Linked DNA regions of Homo sapiens: region 2 is linked to region 1. Evidence: chromatin loops called from intact Hi-C (ENCODE). Cell type or tissue: IMR-90. All regions are shown on one strand. Each heading gives the region's core, and the rest is flanking DNA. Links, peaks and the distances in the headings are about the cores only. Region 1 holds the start of LOC105379091 (a long non-coding RNA gene). Region 2 overlaps LOC101929710 (a long non-coding RNA gene).

Region 1 (2,826 bases), core at 285-2,784:
AGAACAATGCCTAGGTCTATTGCATTTTAATATCCGCCGAATAGGTAGCATGAATTCACATCATTTCAGCGATGGGGAAATGGAAACTCGCAGAGAGCTTAACTGAATTTCCTGAGACCATGGGATGTCAGAAGGGCCACTAAATCTTTCAACTTCCAACTCATACTTTAAACTCCTGCCTCTTATCCTTTTTGAAGTGACTGGGGAAGACCAGGTACAGATCTGTAAAATGCTTCATTCCATTTTCAGAGGAGCTGAGGTCAGGTGCTTCCTACAGTCGAGGTCTCGCCAAGAAGACGGTGGCCACGTTCCTCAATTCTCAGGCGAGTGTTTTGATGCCTGGGTGCTTCTGCCTGATGAGCCCAGCATTCATGAAGTACATGTGACAAGAGGACGGCTGGAATATTGCTCAATATTTTCAGGCCGACGGCACTGGCTGCATGTAATTTGAGAGGAGTGTAGAATGTCAGCCGGACTTTTATGACGCACCCCTCTCCTCTTCCTGAGAATTGTTTGCATGTGGAGATTTCCTGCCTATATTTTTAGCGTCAAATTTTTTTGTGGTTGCTCAAGTACCTTCGGCCATGTTTTAGTGACTTACACAGAAGCCCTGATGCCCCTGATAAAACTGATGACCATCGAATGGAAAGAAGTCAGTGTAGAAAGCCCAGGCATTGTCCCATAGCTGGCCCTGTGTGTTTGCACTGATTCCTCAGAATAAGTTTGCAGATAGCTTAACTTCCAGAATTCCTGAGTTTCACTAGTCCCCCTTCTTTATGATGAATTGGAAAAAGGGTATATTCTGGGATAAAGCAAGAGGAAACTGGGTGCAGCAAAGATCCCTAGACCATTTTTCCCAGTGGCCCATTGCTCCTGCTGCTTTTTTCATACCAGCTGAATCTCCCTAAACCCCACGTCTGCGGCAAAGTCTTCGTGGTGAAACAGGTGAGTCACACTTTTCTGCTTCTCTGCAATTACAAATGTTATCACCTCATCTGACACAGAGAGGGTGTTGGTTGGAAATACGCATTAGGAATAAGCTCTTTGGAAACAGCAAAACTGCCTTCATGAAATGAAGACTTTTTTTTAGAAAGTCTGGAGCTAAAGTTATAAAAATAAAGAGGCGTCATCTCCCTTTCCTTCTCCTACAATAATGGAAATGAAATATCAAAGTAAACAGCACCACATCCATGTCCTCAGCACATGTGACTCGCTAACAGAACCATGCCAGCCACCCCATCCCTTCTCTCCCATATTCTCTGCTGTTCTCACTGTCTCTCAAGACCTGATTTAAAACCACCTTCACTAAGAAGTCTTCCTGTCCCCCTTCTGGTCCTTCACGGAATATTATTTTGCTTCTGAAACTTAAAAAAACAATTTTGTTCTCAGGTCATTCTCTGTGTACATCCCATCTCGTCCATCCTACAGATTAGATGTTCTTCCAGGGTAGAGGCGACCCCATCTCATGTCTTTTTATTCTCCCTCTGCTTTTTATTCCCACAGGCAGTCTTCAGTACAAGAAGCGTCAATCTCAGATCTTACTCATTTCCAACCTGTACCAATCAAAGGCCCTCCCAGCCAAGATAAAAGCAAAGTCTCCCTCCTCCAGAGCACATGGGAATGGCCCCCCAGTAGCTGGGGCATGCAAGCTAATGAAGTTTCATCTTCCACCTCTATCCAAATATGACCTTGCTGATACCATCTCCTATTAGATGACAAATCCGGATGTTTCTATTGCATGGTTGTTATTTGCCACATGCTTCCTGGACAAGTTTCTAGGTAACCTTAATGTCTGTGCTTCTGGGGAAGGAGGAGTAGAAAATAACTCACCTCTTCAGTAAGTGGTTTTAAAAATATAACAGTGTTTAAAAGCTTTTAGAGAGCAGCTCTCCTTCCGGCTGCTCCAGCTCTGTTTGCTTTGTGATAGGAGCCCCCGTAACACTTCGTGCTTGGCAACATCTGACGAGGACAGAAGGCAGGTTTAAAGCTGAGAAGATTGATTTTTCCTTTGTAGGGCTTTCCATGAGGGGCGTGGGAGAGAAGTCACTTGGGGAAGCAGTGGTCAGTGAGGTTTACTTCTCCATATGCTCTGCATTCATGTGTAAGGCTAAACAAACGTGTTGTCTCCGCAAGCAAATCCCACACCACAGAGAGGAGCAGTTTGTCCTGGAGGTCCTAAGGAGGTGACCAGTGACCTGGAGGGTAAAAGGTTGGGGCTCCTGAGACCTTTCTTCCAACTCTCATTTCCATCCTAAACTGGCAGGGGAAATGTACCCAAATTGCCTGTGTGTTTCGATTTGATGTGGACACACTGTGACCACTCAGGATCGCTCTGGTGCTGCTGAACTCCATGGTTCATATTAGGCCCGACTGTCTAGTTTTAGAAAGTGGGAGGAGATTTCCCCTCTGCCAGGGCTTGGGGTTTATGTTCCCCAGAGCATTGAGCAAGAGCCTCATGTTTACAGAAATCTCAGGCCCCATGATTTCTTCCTGTCAGGGTAGAAGGAGAAGGAGTAGGCACAGACTGTGGAGTAGATCTTGCCACTTCAGTCCCTTTGTTCTTGCCCAGCATGAGGTTACCAAGGAAAGGATACCTGGGGCGCTGGGGGTGAGGGTATGTATTGGTTGTTTGAACTCTGAAAATATAATTTTAAAATTGGCATTGTAAATCAAATCATTAGGTCTTCTGCATATAGTTTTATTTTTTCTAAAACTTCATAAAGCTGTCAAAAATACCTACACTATATTTTAAATGCTGTGGGCAATATAGTTTTTAAAATTTTATTGTGAAGTGCTGTTGTAATTCCTTTAAGAGATGTACACTGT
Region 2 (2,826 bases), core at 135-2,634, 210 kb after region 1:
TGCCTAGGCTGGAGTACAGTGGTGTGATCATACCTTACTGCAAGCTTGAACTCCTGGGCTCAAGCAATTCTCCCCCCTCAGTCTCCCTAGTAGCTAGGACTACAGGCATGCACCACCATGCCTGGCAAGTTAACAAAATTTTTTTTTTTGTAGAGATGGGGTCTTAGTATGTTGCCCAGGCTGGTCCCAAACTCCTGGCTTCAGTTGATCCTCCAGCCTCAGCCTCCCAAAGTGCTGGAATTACAGGTGTTAAGTCACTGCACCCAGCCCTGTTATTTCTTAAGTGATTCATATTTATGCCTTATTTCTCCAGTTTTCTTGGAGGGAAAGCATCACCTTCATTTTCTATCTACTTTAGGGGATAACACAGTGCTTTACATATAGTAAGCAATAAAACTACATCTGTGGGATAAACAAATTTATATTCAGGTTCCTATAATGTCAGGTACTCAATCCTTTGTTTAAAGTTAATGCCATGTAAAAATAGGTAATAGGGGTATTATATTTGAATTTCAAGCAATCTTGTGCTTAAGGTTATATTCTGTATTTTCTTTTTATTTTCCTTTTACAATTTAATCTGACAGTGGGGCCAATTTTATAGGTGTAGGAAATCCTTTGTCAAATATAGTCTTCCAGTAAATACATGTTTTAAATAATGCAATGTGGATATGGCTCATTATAGTCTCTAAATAATTACCAGGGCCCTTCAGTAAGGGAAATACTTTTCTGATGGATCATTAGGAATACATTTGTGGCAGACTTTTAAACCATTACTAATCATAGAGATGGTCTTAATTGCTTTCGAAGTGAAGAATTCTTTGAAATGTGAAGAATCACTTGCTAAACTTTCTGATTTGCTAGACTAGGTTTTCCTAAATTGGCCTAGTTTAAAATGGGCATACCTGTGCTTAAAAAGATCCAGAGACCTTCCACCTATCTGCAAATACAAAATTAGCAGTAATAACTGACAATCAGCCTCCTTTCCCTCTGTCAGTTATAGGGACTATTTAAGGCTATATCTTTTTCATGCTCTTGAAGTAATGTGAGGTTTAGATTTGACTCCCTTTAATCTGAAACACTGACTTAGCTCCAAACCACTTAACAGCCTGCCATTTTGCACTGGGAGGGGAAAAACAGCAATGTAATTTACTGTCCACATTTTATAGTTTTCCCTTAAAAAAAAAAAAAACTTGCTTACACAGTTCCTGTATTTGCACAGACTAGAGAGTGAAATGGCTTTTAAATGCAGCCCTGGCTGGGCAATGCCAGGAACCCACAGCAGCTGACAGGCCACTCTAGCTGGGGAAAGGCAGTCAGAGGTAAAGAGCATCTCTGGGAATAAAGGTGTCAGGGAGAGAGTGTGAGGGAAGATGTAGGCGGCACAGGTGGGAAGGACAGAGGGTCATGGCTGGCCTACGCTTCATAACTTACGTGCACATCTAGACACATCTTGATAACGATCCTGTCATCATTTTAGTCAGGCAGAAGCATTTCCTGGGCCCTGACTCATTGCTTGGGAATTTCTTCACCATTACCCTGTCTGAACCCTGGTCTCTTAGAGATCTAGCCAAAAGAACCTCTGGCCTTATATATTATCTCTATTACTGAATGAACAGTGTCTGTCTTGGGTCTTGTCTAGGAAAACGGAATAAGAAGCAGGATTCTTGAAGTCTCACCTTGAGAATCATGCTCCACCCCGCTAGAACTTTACCCTGACTCCTGGTCCCTGTGCCCTACTGCCTCACATTTTTCAACTTCTCCTGCTCCATATTCCCTTCCAGCTCCATCCATTCATGGAGCAGTTACTAAACATCTGATATGGGAACCCACCCACTGGACTAGTAAGGAACCCTGTATTAGTCAGGGTTCTTCAGAGAAACAGAACCAATAGGATTATGTGTGTGTGTGTGTGTGTGTGTGTGTGTGTGTGTATAATATGTGTATGTATGCACATGCCCAGTTAATTTTTAATTGTTCATGTATATATAATTAAACATATATGTATATTAATTTACATATTTATATACATATGCATAGTAAATGTGTATGTAAATACATATATGCATATATTTAACTTAAATATATACACATGTGTGTATATGTATAAAATATATTTTATATATACACACACACATATGTATATATATACACACACCTGTCTTCCTGTGTGTATATATACATATATACATACACCAATGTATACATTTTTACATATGGCTCTTGGTTTACATGTATACATACATGAAGACAAAATCGACAGGATGTATGCGTGTATGTATGTGTATATACGGATGTATATATGTATATATGTGCATGTGTATAACCAGATGTATATGTGTGTATGTGTGTGTATGTGTATATACAGATGTGTATATATATGTATACACATACACACACATCCTGTTGATTCCGTCTTCATGTATGTATACATGTAAACCAAGAGCTGTATGTATATATGTATACATTGGTGTATGTATATATGTATACATACACATGGGAAGACAGGTGTGTATATATACATATATATGTGTGTATGTATATAAAATATGTTTATATTACACATATATACACAAATATATGTGTATTTTAAGAATTTAAGATTTATTTTAAGAAACTGGCTTATGTGATTGTGGAGACTGGAAAGCATGTGTGTATGTATGTGTGTGTGTGTGTGTGTGTGTGTGTCTATGTGTGTGTGTGTGTGTGTGTGTCTATGTGTGTGTGTATGTGCATACATGCACATGCCCCAATAGTGTGTGTGTATCTATCTATCCATCTATCTTTTTTTAATTAAAAAATTTTAAGAGACAGGGTCTTGCTCTGTCA

The links. Peaks named below come from ENCODE experiments on the same cell type or tissue, not always from the same donor. Only the 100,000 strongest peaks of a DNase experiment are listed, where the experiment ranks them.
Region 2: a loop joins it to region 1, with 4 times the contacts of the local background. A loop is called at or near these places in 6 of 110 quality-filtered maps.

Annotation. Positions count from the first base shown.
Region 1 is chr5:95,861,133-95,863,958 of GRCh38, forward strand. It overlaps LOC105379091 (a long non-coding RNA gene), which reads left to right and starts at 652. Exons shown (of 3, transcript XR_001742813.2): 1 at 652-2,614. RefSeq lists enhancers at 836-2,035, 2,291-2,792. In IMR-90, for the core only: a CTCF peak has its summit at 1,328; DNase peaks (open chromatin) are centred at 459, 929 and 2,439; H3K27ac peaks cover 2,286 bases.
Region 2 is chr5:96,066,698-96,069,523 of GRCh38, forward strand. The region is part of intron 1 of LOC101929710 (a long non-coding RNA gene); the gene reads left to right. The region is part of intron 1 of LOC105379096 (a long non-coding RNA gene); the gene reads right to left. It also overlaps a transcript of CAST not described here. Among named protein-coding and RNA genes, the nearest start is that of MIR583, 11 kb to the right of the region's middle. In IMR-90, for the core only: no CTCF peak of the experiment used is centred there; a DNase peak (open chromatin) is centred at 1,484; H3K27ac peaks cover 1,245 bases.